2 separate regions of the Mus musculus genome follow, and region 1 is linked to region 2. The links are chromatin loops, found by intact Hi-C in ENCODE. Cell type or tissue: left cerebral cortex. All regions are shown on one strand. Links, peaks and the distances in the headings refer to the core of each region. The heading gives the core; the rest is flanking DNA.

Region 1 (8,352 bases), core at 50-8,049, 110 kb before region 2:
TCTGGGGAAAGAATTTTCCTAGCACATAGACTTGGACATTCATCTATCATTGATAATTTGGTGGTTTCAAAAGTAAAGTTAACTGTAACCTTTTCAGTACTGTATAAACCATCTCATCTTTGTGTCTATAACACTCAGCTCTAACAACACAGGTAGTCCTGGGTAATGTCAACATTGAAGGAATGCATATGAAACACAAGCTTTAACTCATTGTAAGCATTTAGTAGTTAAAACTGATACTCAAGTGATCAATAGTAACATATACAGTTATCTTTTTCTATCAGGCTCTCCTTTGGTGGAAGGAATCAAATGGTGAAAGACATGATCCTAGTGGATACCTAGGAAAGGAAAATAGTTTGAATTAAAAATATAAAAGAAAATATTTTTTAAAAACAATATTAAAACAGAAACCCACTTTCTTATTTGGAGTAAGAAAAGACAATATAGTATTCTTAACCCAAGGCTAATTTCCGTGTGTAAATGATTATTACTCCAATGAGGTCTTTTAAATATTATTTCTTGTTGTTTTCCTTAGTCAAATTACTGAGGTAGATTTGAATATTGACACAAAGGTCATATTTTATCATTTTAATGACTTTGTTTGCTATAACTGAACTGAAGGGTCTAGTTCTTCATGTAGATCTATTTGTCTGTCCTTGAAAAAAAGTTTAAAGTAAGTCTAAGTACTTCTAATACAGATATCAAAGGAAAAGCTAGTTTAGTTATTCGCAAAGTCAGAGATTTGCTACACTTGATTTATTAAACTTCTGTAAACTATCAGGTATTAAAGCCATTTAAGGAAAGGATATTTGTGTATTAGGTGACTAAAAACCAGCATCATATTCTTGAACATATCAAAACTGAAATCTTAGAGCTAAGAGAATAGGCTGCTGTCAGGGCAGGTTGTGGGTGGTGCATCCAAGTCTCCCAAGACCTTAACCATTGTTAATGTTTTTCACTGCTACCTACTTTTAAAGAGTACAACATAACCTAAACAGATAACATTTCTCGGGCTAGTTTGTAGGAGTAGGACATCTTGCTTTGTTGTTTTAGCAACCCTGTAATATAGAGACTACATCTCTATTTTACTGATAAGTCAATTATAAATTTCTGTATTGAGAAGGAATTACTTGACAAACATCACTTTACAAAGTCAATAATCTAATACAAAGTCATTGTTCTTAGGGCTGATCTTGTTATGAACTGGAAAAAAATCATAAGCTAGTCCACAAAGTTGTATACAAAACAAAAATGTACTGATTGGCTTTAATCTTTATAGTTTCACTATAAAGATGTATAGTTTCACTATATAGATAAAGTCCAATATTTATGTAAAATTTAGAGCCTGTGTGCACCATGTGAATTTTTATCTATAGGAAACTAAAGAACAACTAATTTGTCCATTGTAAATGAGAAAATTAAGAGCAAAGAGCCAAGCATTTTCACAGAGGGATAGTTGTACAATTGAGAAAGAGTCAAGTGTCTGCCTTAAACTCTGATGTTTACTATTTTACACGCTCTGTGGAAGGAAAATGTGCCAAAGTGAAAACCTGTTGAGAGAGTCACAAACCACCACAGAGAGATGAAGTATTCATAACGCTTAGGACAGCAGTTTTCAGACGAGGGCTGTTTGATTGCGGCTGACTTCCAAAGGGTTAATAACAATACTAGTTTTCCAATAAGTCTTAGGAGAGACAAGTCACAAAAATGTGGCCTCTCCATTTGCCTGTGAAATTGGTTACTTTTTAAAATTCTGCTATGTCCTGCAAGTGAAATGTACATTTTGTTGGGCAAAATGGGAGGAAAACAATCGTGAGTGGAAATCCTCATCGCCAATGACTTGTATTTTCTCCTCTCTGGGAATCTTTTCACTGTATTATTTTAGGAGGAACTGTTTAAGCAAACAGAAAGACGTCTATAGTATATTTAGCCCTTTCCACATATCAAGTTTAACTTATTTTCCTGGCGAGAATGAGGTGGCTATAAATACCTTTACCACTTGATCCTGTAACCTTAAATGAGGGTGAAACTCCCCTTGGCACTAACAAGAATTTTGCCTGTGAATAGTTACAGAATTGAGTTCTGGACGATTAAGAAGCAATTTGATTCTTTCCCAAGAGATAGAAAATCCTGCACAATTTTCAGATGGAATACGCATACTAGCATCTTGTCCATATTCCTAATAATAACAAGAACGAAAGGGGAGAAAAGCCAGAAATTCTTGCAGGCTTTAGCAGGCTCGTTTCAAAAGCCTGTCAGCTAAACAAATAAAATGAAATGCTGGGAGGAAGAACCAGGAAATTAACTGCTGAGGGCTAGAGCTAATGAGTGGCCTGTTGCAAAGGAAGTTATGGTCATGGAACTGTGTGCACAGAATGAGAGAAAAATTAACACTATCAAATAGATTCTTATTTAATTCTGAAGTTTATTGCTTTCTGGGGGATGTGCCTCCCACCAGCTACTGAAGTTTCCCCCCAACTCTATACCCGCACCCCCAAATAAGGTGAATGAGATCAATCAAATGATGGGAACTTTGAAGCATGGTTAGGCTGCTGGGTAAAAGCATGCAAAATATGTCTGAGACTTCATTAAAAAGTGCCTACCCAACACCTTGGGTAAAATCCACAGTAGCTTGGCATTGCCGCCTCATTAGTAGCAAAATGAAGTGGACATTCCCTGAAGAGTGCCCCTGCTATACTCTGACCATTCCCATGAGTGGCTTTCTCACGCTCAGTGATTTAAAGCCTTGTGTCTATAGATCCTCTCAGCTTTAGTTAGGCAAGGATCTACTTGTTTTAGGCCATGGTGGCTCAAACAAGGGCAATTTGTTAATCCAAGACTCAGTTGGAATCTACACCGCTGATTACATGTGCTCTGTGAATCACTCCTTGCTTTATTCAAAAAATTGAAAACAAATAAATTATCAGCAACTTATCTGAAACAAACAAAAACACAAAACAACAATAACAATACCACCTAAACTGTTCTTCCAAACAAAGGCTTCTTTCGCAGTATTGAGACTTGAAGACAGTTCACAGAACAAGGCATTCTTTTCTTTTCTTTTCTTTTCTTTTCTTTTCTTTTCTTTTCTTTTCTTTTCTCTTCTCTTCTCTTCTCTTCTCTTCTCTTCTCTTCTTTTCTTTCTTTCTTTCTTTCTTTCTTTTTTTTTTTAAAGTCACTATCAGCTAGGATCTTTTTTGGGGAGGGTTACATATTTTTTCTTTTTTATTAGATATTTTCTTTATTTACATTTCAAATGCTATCCTCTTTCCTAGCTTCCTCTCCGAAAATCCCCTATACCTCCCCATCCTGCTCCCCAACCCATCCACTCCCACATCCTGGCCCTAGCATTCCCCTATTCTGGGCCATAGAATCTTTGCAAGACCAAGGGCCTCTTCTCCCATTGATGTCGACTAGGCCATCCTCCCCTACATATGCAGCTAGAGACATGAGTCCCACCATGTGATTTCTTTGATTGGTGGTTAAGTCCCAAAGAGCTCTAGGGGTATTGGTTAGTTCATATTGTTGTTCCTCCTATAGGGCTGCAGATCCCTTCAGCTCCTTGGGTACTTTCTCTAGCTCCTTCATTGGGGACCCTGTGTTCTGTCCAATAGATGACAGTGAGCATCCACCTCTGTATTTGTCAGGCACTGGCATAGCCTCACACGAGACAGCTATATCAGGGTCCTTGTCAGCAAAATCTTGTTGGCATATGCAATAGTGTCTGGGTTTGGTGGTTGTTTATGGGATGGATCCTTGGGTGGGGCAGTCTCTGGATGGTCCTTCCTTCAGTCTCAGCTCCGAACTATGTCTCTGTAATTCCTTCCATGGGTATTTTGTTCCCCATTCTAAGACGGAACGAAGTATCCACACTTTGGTCTTCCTTCTTATTGAGTTTCATGTGTTTTGCAAATTGTATCTTGGATATTGTAAGTTTCTGAGCTAATATCCTCTTATCAGTGAGTTCATATCATGTCTATTCTTTGTGATTGATTGGGTTACCTCACTCAGGATAATATCCTCCAGATCCATTCATTTGCCTAATACTTTCATAAATTCATTGTTTTTAATAGCTGAGTAGTACTCCATTGTGTAAATGTACCATATTTTCTGTATCCATTCCTCTGTTGAGGGACATCTGGGTTCTTTCCATCTTCTGGCTATTATAAATAAGGCTGCTATGAACATAGTGGAGCATGTGTCCTTATTACAAGTTGGAGCATCTTCTGGGTATATGTACAGGAGTGGTATTGCCGGATCTTCTGGTAGTACTATGTCCAATTTTTGTGGTCCTCTTTCTCCACATCCTTGCCAGCATCTGCTGTCACCTGAATTTTTTATCTTAGCCATTCTGACTGGTGTGAGGTAGAATCTCAGGGTAGAACAAGGCATTCTTGGTAGAAATCTCTTATCCGTCTACCGGAAACCACATTGAGTTAACCAGGGAACTGTAGCAAGCATGATGTGGTTCCTGTGACAAGTGGAATGGGGTCTGTCTCAGTCTCTTTTCCCTGCCATTCGATTCCCTTTTTTACTACTTGGACTGCTTGAACGGGCCTCAGTGGGAAAGGGGGTACATAGACCTGATGGGACTAGATGCCCTAGAATGGGATCATACCAATGGACGGCTCCCCTTTTTTGAGGAGAAGGGGTCACGGTAGTGGGGATGGGATTTGTAAGGGTGTCATTGTGAAGAGAGGAAGGAGGGGTTTGTGAATAAAATAATAATAATAATAATAAACAAGCTACTAAGATCTCCGAACTGTACATGTCTTCTGCCTGTATGTTCTTGATAATTGTTCTTATTAGCAAAGTAAAATTTGAGGTTGATCCCAAAACTTTTTAACAAGGTTTGACAAAAATGTCAATGGGTGAAAACCCATGAAAGTCTGAGGGATGCTTTTGTCAAATGTTCCCAGTAGGGGACAGCATCGGAGCAATGATAACACCGTTTATCAATTTCATTCTACTTGAGCTTTTACTCTTAAGCTGCTCTTTGTCATTATGGTACCAAGTAGCAAATGATGAAGTAAAAATACCCTAAGTAAAGAGTATAGACTCTGAGACTTAGCAGTAGACTGGATTCAACAGAAAGTGGTCTGAGCAGTTATCCTAGTTATAGTCTTGAGAGTTATATCAGTAACCTTCATGACAGACTTGGTGTTGGACATTGACAACATGCTATCAGCAAAGGTTATGATTCGTATGCTTGCTTCTTGCTTCAGAGTAAGCCTTTAGGAAATATAATTTATCCCGCAAAAGACAGACTGCACCTAGACAAACATGCCTCAACTTATACTATTAATTTCCAGTCAAATCTTCTCACAGTAAACACTGAGCTCTCAAGAACAAAGTCAACATCAGAACCGAGTTAGTACATGGGATAATTCAGATTATATGCTATTGAAGGGTGGGCACTTATTTCCTCTACCTATTATTAACAGCTATATATTTTAATAATTTCTTCTTGTGTTCATATCTTCGTTGTGATTTTATAAGAAGTACAATAAAATTATTGCCTAGTCTAAAGCCTAAGTAAACTGTCATTACTAAAAGCCATACATATTAAACAGACCAAGTCTTGGTGTTTTTATCTTTAGTTTCTATCTCACAGTAATGCTATGATATGTGTGTGTGTGTGTGTGTGTTTAAATCCAGAGTTTTGCAAACAGAAGACTACACTTTCCAAGAAATAATAAAGGTCTTATGGTTAATTAAATGTATGAAATAATTCATGGAACAAAATTATGCAATTTCCTGTTTGGCCCTTAGGACATCCAGTATTTTAAAATGTGTTAATACTATATTACTAGGGATATAATAGAAAACATAATACATAATATTAGGCACAGTATTTTGTCCTTAAAGAAAGGGACATATCAAGTTGCATTGTCTCCAGTTAGAATCTAGAGGTACGTATGTTGAGACTCATTAACTAACCTAAATTTCAGTGCTGTTTACATTCTCACTCGCATGGGTCCCACATGATATGACCCAGAAAAACACACACACACACACACACAGTATACTAGGATGTTCTCAGTCTGTACTACATACTTTTTTCCCCACAAATGCAAGTTCTGCATTGTTTGCTGTTTTGTCTATTGATCTTGCCTCCTAGCTGGACTATTGTACTTGGCCCTGTGAATCATAGCTAGCACTGCCTTATGTGACACACCATCTAGAAGTCTCATGAACATAGTGGATAGTAACTTGCAGCTTTGTTGACCTATCCTGAAATTAAGTTTTTTTATGTTTTAATGATATTGTTCTGTTATATCAGAATCTGATGAGGTAATCAGCTTACATTCACTAGGATGGTCTCTGGTAGAATGTCAAATATATGTTCATTTCTATAAATGATTAATATAAGTACTTCATGAATATAATTGTCATGGTAAAACTAATATTTGAATTTTTGAAAATTGAAAAAATTATATTATCTATGCTAGATATTTGTTTTTCACATCCCAGAAGCCAGTATAAAAAAAAAGTCCAAATGCTGATGGGCCATTAATTTGGTCCTATTTATTTAGGCCATTTCCAATGAGGTTCTTAATGAGACTCAGCAAATGTTTGTTCTTGACCATGCAGGTAATGTTGAAACTGTTGATTTATCAAGTATCCAGACCCCTTACCCCCACAGTTTGGCGCTGGAGCTTACAAGAGTGAATCCTGCTTCTCAGCTCTTTGTTCTGTGTCTTTCCAGCACAGATTGCATAATTTTTTTCACTACAAGAATGTTTGTACACTCTTGTTTAATGTGAAACTTATTGGTTACATTCCCTCATTTTTACTAGAATAATGAATGCTTTCTTGTATTTAGTATTTTTGCACAGATATTTAAAAATTAAGGAAAGGAAAAATACCCTTTTAAGCTCAGAAATGTTTAACATTCTGTGCCTACACCACGTGGTAGTAAATCGTGATGGAGATTCCCCCACTATACCTTTTAGGCTACTTAAAATTTCTTCCTTGGAGTTTGGTTCTTGTGCCTATAATCCTGGTTACTCAGAAAACTGAGGCAGGAGACCGCTTGAGTCTGAGTACTTGAAGCAATGCTCAGCAATACAGTCAGCTACCAAACAACAGTAACACCTTCCCACCCTCAAACAACAAGAAAATCCTCCAAATGTTTCTTCTGATTGCCTGGTGAGGAGACTGCCCATATGCAAGAAAAAGTCTCCAGAGTAATTAGTTTTGTGCTGAATTTAAAAACAACAACAAAAAACCCACCAACCTGTCAAATGCTTAGAGAAAAATGTGACTTTTAATAGACTGTGTTTTATTTGCTTCCTCAGGATCTACCACTATACATTCACAGATTCACACCACCAAACTGATTTACTTAGGGAAACCTGGAAATAACTTAGTACCTTGAAGGAGCAGCTAAATGGATGAGGGGAGCAAATTACTTCTTTGACTACTCAGAAGACATTTATCTTAGATTGTTGTGAAACCCTGACTTAGGTGATTTAGTCAAGTACCCACCTAAAGGCAGAAAACAGCAAAAAAATTATTTACCAATATCCTTTATTATGTTAACTTGATTAAAATCCGTGTATTTCAAGAAACAAGAAAAGTTGCCTTTCACTATAGAGTTTGGATCCAACGAGAGACATTTTGTTCTCAAGCAGAAAGGTCAAATAAAAAGGTAGGAGTCAGATTTCAAAGTCAAGGAGATGCCTGCACATACCTATCAAGGTTTTGACTCCCACCCTGTCCTCTCCTGGACACCATTAGGAGAACCATCAAAACTGAATTCAACTGCTATGTATTATGCATGACTGCACTGTTTACTGCACGGCATCCATCCGTGCCATTCAGTTCACCTAGATGAAATCAGGCAAAGGAGGTAAATTAAGTCTACGTTCAGAATGCCAGACTGCTGACTCTTATGAAAATTGATTTACTAGTTTATCTAATGTTTTAAAAACTCATTTTATTAAGTTGTAAATCATATCATTCAGGACCACTACATCAGAAGGTAAAATTAATGATCGCGATAAGGACATTAAAAAAAAAGCCACAGCATGGTTACATGACAACATGAAAAACATTGATGAATAGCAGCTTAGGAGCAGTGACACAGAGTTCAAATTTAATTTGAATGGTGAAGGGCATCATCTTATGGAGCAGACTGGATAAGGGTAAGTTCATATTGGCACATGGTTTGATGTCATCATGGGTGATATGGATGAGTGATACAGTGAGAAAATGCCATGTGGAATTCTGAAGGCCTGAGAAATGAAAATTTGAGGTTATCCATGAAAAACAAAAGGTTCATTTTCTTTGCCAGATAGGAAAACCAAACCAAACAAAACATAACCCTGTTTACTAATCCTTAAACGT
Region 2 (8,352 bases), core at 36-8,035:
CAGTAAAATCTCAACCAGTTGGAAATGTCAATCTTGTTCCTCAGTGTCAGGTTACCTCTCTCTCTCTCTCTCCTCTGTCTCTGACTCTCTCTCTCAATCTCTCCCTCCTCTTTCTCTCCCTATATTTTATTAATATATTTATGAAACATAAAATCTATGTAAAATTTTACTATGTGTTATATATAATAAAGCTTATTAATTAAATTAATTTATTATATATAACAATGAGTACTTATATATGTATATAGACATACACACACACACATATATATACACACACACACACACACATATATATATAGAGAGAGAGAGAGACAAACAGACAGACAGACAGACTGACAGACAGACAGTGAGACAGAGAGACAGAGAGACAGAGAGACAGAGAGCCTCCCCATTTTTTAAAATGGGAATAAAATAATTTCATGTAATATGTGAACTTTTCATCAATATTTTGTAGGCCATCCACATCATGCATCTAATTCTTAGGACCAATTGTTTCCTGTGACATTCTGCACATTATTGAAGTTTCATTAAAAAAAAAAAAAAACCTTTCTTTGAAATATCACTGTGTAATTAGGAATTGACAGGTAAAGCTGCATTCCAAGTCTGCAGTCCACTTATAGCAATGGGACATGTTAGAGATGTAAATCCTTACACAAAGAGAGTTTCTAAATAAATAAATCAATGATTAGCATTTCATTTTACATTTCATTTTATGTTTTGTGGGCATTTTCTTAATGTCTGCAATAGAATCACTTTATAATAGAAGAATAGTACTTCTGGGATAGAAAAGTTCAAAGGTGTCCTCTAAGGACATTGTATGCAATATAGTTTTAAAACCAAACTTTCTCTTTTTTTTCCATTTTTTATTAGGTATTTAGCTCATTTACATTTCCAATGCTATACCAAAAGTCCCCCGTAGCCACCCAACCCCACTCCCCTACCCACCCACTCCCCCTTTTTGGCCCTGGCGTTCCCCTATACTGGGGCATATAAAGTTTGCGTGTCCAATGGGCCTCTCTTTCCAGTGATGGCCGACTAGGCCATCTTTTGATACATATGCAGCTAGAGTCAAGAGCTCCGGGGTACTGGTTAGTTCATAATGTTGTTCCACCTATAGGGCTGCAGATCCCTTTAGCTCCTTGGGTACTTTCTCTAGCTCCTCCATTGGGAGCCCTGTGATCCATCCATTAGCTGACTGTGAGCATCCACTTCTGTGTAAAACCAAACTTTCAAAACCAAAGAATAAATAAATATTATAAATCCTGTGAAAACTCCCAAACTGATCCTTTGAAAAGACTGGAAACAAAAAACACTTCCTAAAACATGCAACGCAACAGTGATGATGATGATAATGATGATAAAATTTAATGACAAATATACAAAATACATGAAAAAGAGTGTATTGAGTATACTATTCTTAGTTATAGTAGTTACATAGCATCATTATTGCTAACTGAAAATGTAAATAAAAGAATAATTTTCTGGAAAACTATAAATTATCTAAATACAAAAGAAAATTCAAGTTACCCAGTAATTTTATAGAATTTCATTCCATGAATAAGATGTGTCCATAAATCTAACCAGCAGAGCTGATCAATCAGAGTAAAATTCCAGTCAGGAAAACAACACTGAAAACAAGACCCTTCTTTCTTCTTCCTTGTGTTTCTCTGTGGTAATGAACATAACTAGCCAATCCATTCATAAGGTTGTCAAGCCAGACAATTTGTTCCTCTCAATGTAAATACAATTTAAGAAAACTAAAACAAAGTTTCAAGTGTATTTGCCATGTTAAGAAATGGGTTCTTGTATGATAAATGACAGAGGGCACTGGGTGGACATGTGTGCATGAAAGTGTTCAAGTCAATCACTTGCAATACCAGGCCAACTAAAATTGTGTACAATAGTCTATTGTCATTGAGAACATTAGTGTGTTCTACAGACACCTGGATTTGTTCAGGGAACCATGTGATATGAACATGTACACCTATAGTATAAGGCTTCACTTCATGCAAACTGATTTAGTTTTTACTCAAAACAAAGACACTAACTACTTGCAATTTTCTGTAATAATTAGTGGTTTTACCAATGATAAGTGCACAACCATAATTACTATGTTCTTCATTATTAAAAAATATAAACAAAAGATAAAAACAAGGGTGAGGTTATAGTACATATTAAATCTTAGTCACCAACTATATTTTGACAAAAAATTAAATAAGAAAAATGCAAATTATTTTTCCCTTTTAGACAATGCTTTGTGATGTAATTCTACTTGTAGAATGATTTCTACCCAAAAGTTACACAAATGCTAACAAATAAAGTGAGAGATGGCAAGGTAACTCATGTCTAGGAGGAATCTTTTACCAAAACAGAAGGTAAATTTTATGGCAACTCACTAGATCTTTATTTTTTTACATCCTTTACATATATATCCTTTAAGAAATTTTACTAATTGACATGAATAACTATAAACAGAAAAAGATAAAAGAACTCAATGTATCACCTTAAATTATACATTCCATATCTGTCCAATCAAAAACAGTTGGATTAAAAAAATTCCATTTAAAAAAATTTTGTATACCTAAAATAGAATTATAAATGAAATTATAGAGCTATAGACAGATAGGTTCGTCTTGTGAAATTATAGTTTACTCATTTTTGGTTTGGAAAGTAATTTGGACTATTTTAAACCAAGTGAAACGAAAAAATCCATTGGCTATATTTATCCACTTATATGGAAGCTATTAAATAAGAGGATATTGCTTAAACAATGTTCTTTAGTGGAATGATTCCAAATCTACAGTTTTGATCTGGTATGATAAAGATTCTATGATGTTTATTACAGTTGTAAACATTTAGTGGTTGATAGTTAAACAGAATCCTTACTGAATTCTGAAACTTTTAAATAAACATAGCACACTACAAATGTGAGATTTAAATTACCACTCATAGTTACATGTAGCACATGACCACTGATATGATCGCATGAAATTCTTAGATAAATTTGTCATTTCTTCTCTTTTTAAACAACTTGTCTTTGAATTCCTTAAATATGTTTTTGTTAATTATTTCAACAACAGATAGCAAAATGAAATGAAAATATGTTCACATACATTTACTGTGAATGAGGGAGTATTATATATGTGTGCTTTATAAATACTGATAATGCAAATCTAGCAAATTTAAAAGAGAAAAAGTGAAAATAAAAACACACCCTCACTTAACTACAAAATAATTCAAACAGAAAAAATAGAAAGTATCCCAGTTGTGTCATTAAATAAATAGAAAGCAAATTTGTCTTTATATTCAGAACCATATAGAACTCAAATATTTGCAAACTATTAATTAAAAGTTCATGAAGTACGTTAAACTCTCAACAGTTATTTCAAGGAAACATTAAAATTTTCATATGAAATATGCAAATGCTGAGAGAATTTCCTCTGTATTTATTCATTCCTAACGATGCTTTTGATACTTTTGTACCTGTAATGTGTAGGAAGTATGGTGACTGTAGACTTTCATAGTTCATTACACACAATGATCATGCATTTCTTAATATATAGCCCAAAATGTTAAATTGAGCTACAATACACTATAGAGTAAAAAAAAAAACAAAAATGGAGTATGCTAAAAAAAATTCCACTGTAATGCTATAATACCTGCAATATTTTAGAGTCACAAACATTTGCAGTGAGAATCTTTACAAGTGAGGAATCTGACATGAGAAAAGCAAGCAGCAAATATTCACTTGACTAACAAAGAATTGCTTGATCCTGTATTTCACATCTCCACAAGCATACAAAGAGGCATGACTTATTTTTAGTAAATTATGGCAGTGAGTTACGCCCTAATACCCAAATTAATTATCCTGGCCATTCTTGATTAATAATTCTTATGTTACCAATGTATTGCAAAAAAGAAAAAAAAACTAGTAATTTTTAAAATCTGTAGGTGGGCTGCGAGAAAACTATAAATAACATATTCAACAAGAAATAATTTGTCAGGTCATATATGCTCATTATATGCATATCTTTTACCGTAATTGCTTGTGACACTTTTAAATAGATGAAACAGTCTCAAAGTTATCATTCAAAGAGGAGATTTTGATAAAGAAAATAGATGGATCCTAGCAATGGAGCTGTTCAGAGCTCCATATGCATACATGTGACAGTTTCTTATTTACATGTCGCTCATGTTTATGCATGTTCAGAAGACTACAGCTGCTACCCCATTCTCCAGAAATCACAGACTCCGGTTAAGTCTATAAACAGCCACATTTGAGCTTGTAATGTATTTATCATGAAAAACTTGAAGCTCTAATGGAAGAGGAGGGGGTAGCGGTACAATTTGCTTTGAAAAGATAACGGGCATTTTTTCAAAAACAAATACTGTATATTTAATTCAGCTTTTTTAGGTGCTTTCATGTTATAGGAATTCTGCTGGTGATGAAAAGAGCATCCAGCCAATCAAATAGAGTATCCTTGTGCCATCTAAAGTAGAAGCCTAGTGTTTAAAATAACCCTGATGAATTATTCATAGAACTGATGTTTATGCAAATTAGAGAATCATGCATCCACCTGACCACCAGAGAAGAAAACACACACACACACACACACACACACACACACACACACGGTGTGGAGGGGGAACCACCATGCTTTTAGCATTCTCCAGAATCTACGTAATCAAATGATAATGTTCTTTCATTAAATACATCAAGGAATTACAATCCTTACCTGGTTAGTTTGTAGAGCTTTCAGATTTTCTGGATGAAATAACTGACTGTGCATGCAACCAATAAAACTGAACTGAAAAGCTGATTAAGGGCACTTACTTAATGCAAAGCCACTCACTGAATATTCATTTGCTGTCCGTGTTTATGCAAATTAAAGTAAAGCAAGTCCAAAGGGATTGGTTGCCATAGCCCACAAATACTGTGTACAGCAGAAAATATAGAGATGAGTTACAAATAAATCTCGAAATTCATAGCTTTGAAGTCACAAAGAAAAATAGTAAAATATTAAAGGCTAGGTGAAGTACAGCTTTAAATTGTCTTATTTAATCATATTACTTTAGTACTACTGGCTATTTTATAACATAATGCTCTATAATTACCTTAATGTCAAAAGATAGCACCATTTGTGTTTGTCAGCTTTGTTTATCCCACAAACATTTATCTGAATAGATTTTTGAAGCATAGGAGAGCAAGAGGAAACAATTATAATAAAAATATAATAACTAAATACAAGGCTACTGTGTCCTGGTGTCTGATCCCTTCAGATTTGATCCTTTGGTGTTTATATCCAGCACAAGTAACTAAAACTGCCGGCATGATGTTGAGCTTCTGATGCCTTGATGCTTACAGGTATCTGCAACATTGGAGATAGTCTATTGTGTGTTCAACGAAATATTGTTAAACATTTGGCCAAAAAGGTTTCCAAAGAAAGCAGCCTTAAATTCCAACAATTTTCTTTTTGAGAATTCAAATGCAACACTATTTTCTGAAAGACATGTTGAAAAACATTCAATGTCCCAATAAAAAATAAATTATGTGTGTTCACAAAATCATATTTATGTATATATATGTACATATATATAAATGTGTGTTTATGTATGTGTGTGGTATATATATATATATATATATATATATATATATATACATATATATATATATATATGAAAATGGAAGTAGGCTATTTGGAAAGAGAAAAGGAACTTTCAAGTGGAGGTAGGGAGATATAACAGGGTAATAGGGAGTGAATATGGGTAAGATACATCTATCTAAACAAAAATATAATGAAACCCATTAAATTTGTTTACACAACAAATATATTCTAGTAAAACAGTTTTAAAAATGTGAATTTTTACAGCTATTTGAGAACTCATCCCATGTATTGAGATGGGCCATAGTATATAAACGATATGCAGGGCTACAGAGATCCAGTCTCGGTACTTAAGAACACTGACTGCCCTTGTGGAGACTGGAGTTTGACTCCCAAAACCAACATTATGGTGCTCACAGCCACCTACAACTAACTTTAGCTCCAGGAGATCTGACACTTCCCACTGGCACACCCATGCAACTGCACTCACATGTATACCTAAACCCCAACGCAGAGCACCCATGCATGAATGTAATCAAAATTCATATTTAAAAATTAAAATAGCTAATGGATGCTTTCAGGTTTGGCAAAAAAATGTAAAAATACCATGGATCTTCTTCACCTTCCATTTATTGAGTTAAAGTGAAAATTGTTAAAGATGTTGGAATATATCCAATAAGCTTTTTGTACATTTTCTAGTTCATAGTTTCAAAACTTATGCTATAATAAGATGATATAATAAGATCTACACTTGCTCTACTTATCAACACTATAAGGACTAGTCCCAACCTAAACATTTTTTAACTAGAAAAAGACTTCTTTGTTGAACTTATTTTTGTCTGATTACAGCTCTCATGGCTGCAGATAACTTTTGTTTTCAGGTGCTCTTTGGATTTTCACGAGAGTACTCCTCACGGTATACATTTATGTTCATAGATACAGGTCCCTAAAAGACATTTGTTCATTGGAAGTTATGTGTTCTCACGAAGACTCTTGCTATTCTCCAGAACTGGACTAGAAACAATGACACTATCATATCCAGAATTAACATTGTACTGGGTTTTTACCAGTATTTAGGAACTGTATTTCTATTATTGCCTACTGATTATTTCTTTGTTAATTATTACATCCACATATACCCATTATAAAATGTACAGTAAAATTAATGAATTACAAGTAATAAATCTCCTTTTCTTATCACACAATTCATTTTAATTGACTTACTATATAATACAGAAGATAGATTGGTCATTCGTTAAAGGTTTTAATTAAAGAATCTTAAATTAAAAACTTCTAGGAAACAATGATAAGCCAATATGCAAACAGTTGACATTTATTAAGCTACCTTATCTCTATAAATTTGTACTTTTTGAAAAGAATCAATTTTAAACATCAAAACATTTCTAGTGTTCAGATTAAAATTGAAACACATTTCTATAAAGGCCACTCATTGTCTGATTAAGCTTGCCTTGCTTTTGGTTGCAGCAAAACTAAGGCTTGCTTGAGAAAGGCATTTCAATATTCAAAGAAAATGTACCTAACACACACATAATCTGCTAGAGGGAAATGTAAGTGGATATCATTAATGTCACCCTTTGTCCAATTCCTGATATCATTAGTGGGATTTCTAGCCTTTGCTTGAGTTGCATCTCTTAAACTCTGGACCCTGTCCAACTCTGGGGTATTTCTGACAATTTTAAAATATTTATAAGCAAAATCCAAACTGCCCTAGGCCATGGCTCCCTCAGATCTCTTTTCCTACATCTGTTCAAGATGAGACCAGCTTAGTCAGTGGTGTGAGTTCTGTAAAAATATCAAAATAGCCTAGTTCAGATGAAATAAATGAATGCTTCTAAGACTTATAACTACTTGAATTATGGATTCATAATTTCCAGATGCATAACCTATCCAGATTCTTTTTTTGTGTGAACCTGACAAAATCCTAAATGGATATTAGTACAATCTTAATAGGGTTTAATGAAGAGATTAAGTTGAGCAGATTTTTTTATTTACATTAGAAGTCTTAGAATGATATTTTCCCTCTTGAAGGAAGAAACTTTTTTAGTGAAGCCCACAGTTAAGAGACTTTTAATTGTAAAGACTTGGATTTTTAAAGAGATGGATATTTTAAAGAGATTGAAAATTTAAGAATATGTAAAGACTGTGAGACATTTAAAGTTATTTAGACCTTGGGGATGAATAAGAATGTAAGGGTTGAGGCTTACTAGTGATGTGTTTGTGTGTCAAGTTGACAAGGGGTCAATTGTACTGGCTAGTTTTGTGTCAACTTGACACAGCTGGAGTTATCTCAGAGAAAGGAGCTTCAGTTGAGGAAATGCCTCCATGAGATACAACTGTAAGGCATTTTCTCAATTAGTGATCAAGGGGAAAAGGCCCCTTGTGGGTGGGACCATCTCTGGGCTGGTACTCTTGGTTCTATAAGAGAGTAGGCTGAGCAAGCCAGAGGAAGCAAGCCAGTAAGGAACATCCCTCCATGGCCTCTGCATCAGCTCCTGCTTCCTGACCTGCTTGAGTTCTAGTCCTGACTTCCTTGGTGATGAACAACAGAATGGAAGGGTAAGCCAAATAAACCCTTTCCTCCCCCCAACCCCCCCAAAAAAGAAACTCTTATGAAGCCAACTCTTTGAGATTTATGCTATCAAAAAAGGCAAATGAATATTTATAGACAATCAAACTTTCATCAATCATTAAATGGAAATTATAATCTATTTTTAAATAAAAACTT

What was found. A loop is a pair of places that touch in the nucleus more often than their neighbours do. Peaks named below come from ENCODE experiments on the same cell type or tissue, not always from the same donor. Only the 100,000 strongest peaks of a DNase experiment are listed, where the experiment ranks them.
Region 1: a loop joins it to region 2, with 2.1 times the contacts of the local background. A loop is called at or near these places in 2 of 42 quality-filtered maps.

What each region holds. Positions count from the first base shown.
Region 1 is chr13:84,793,225-84,801,576 of GRCm38, forward strand. The region is part of intron 2 of Gm34196 (a long non-coding RNA gene); the gene reads right to left. Among named protein-coding and RNA genes, the nearest start is that of Gm34196, 110 kb to the right of the region's middle. In left cerebral cortex, for the core only: a CTCF peak has its summit at 4,903 (motif pointing right); no DNase peak of the experiment used is centred there.
Region 2 is chr13:84,901,325-84,909,676 of GRCm38, forward strand. Gm34196 (a long non-coding RNA gene) reads right to left here and starts at 4,843. Exons shown (of 3, transcript XR_382705.1): 1 at 4,740-4,843. In left cerebral cortex, for the core only: no CTCF peak of the experiment used is centred there; DNase peaks (open chromatin) are centred at 4,392, 4,820 and 6,056; H3K4me3 peaks cover 1,195 bases; H3K27ac peaks cover 877 bases.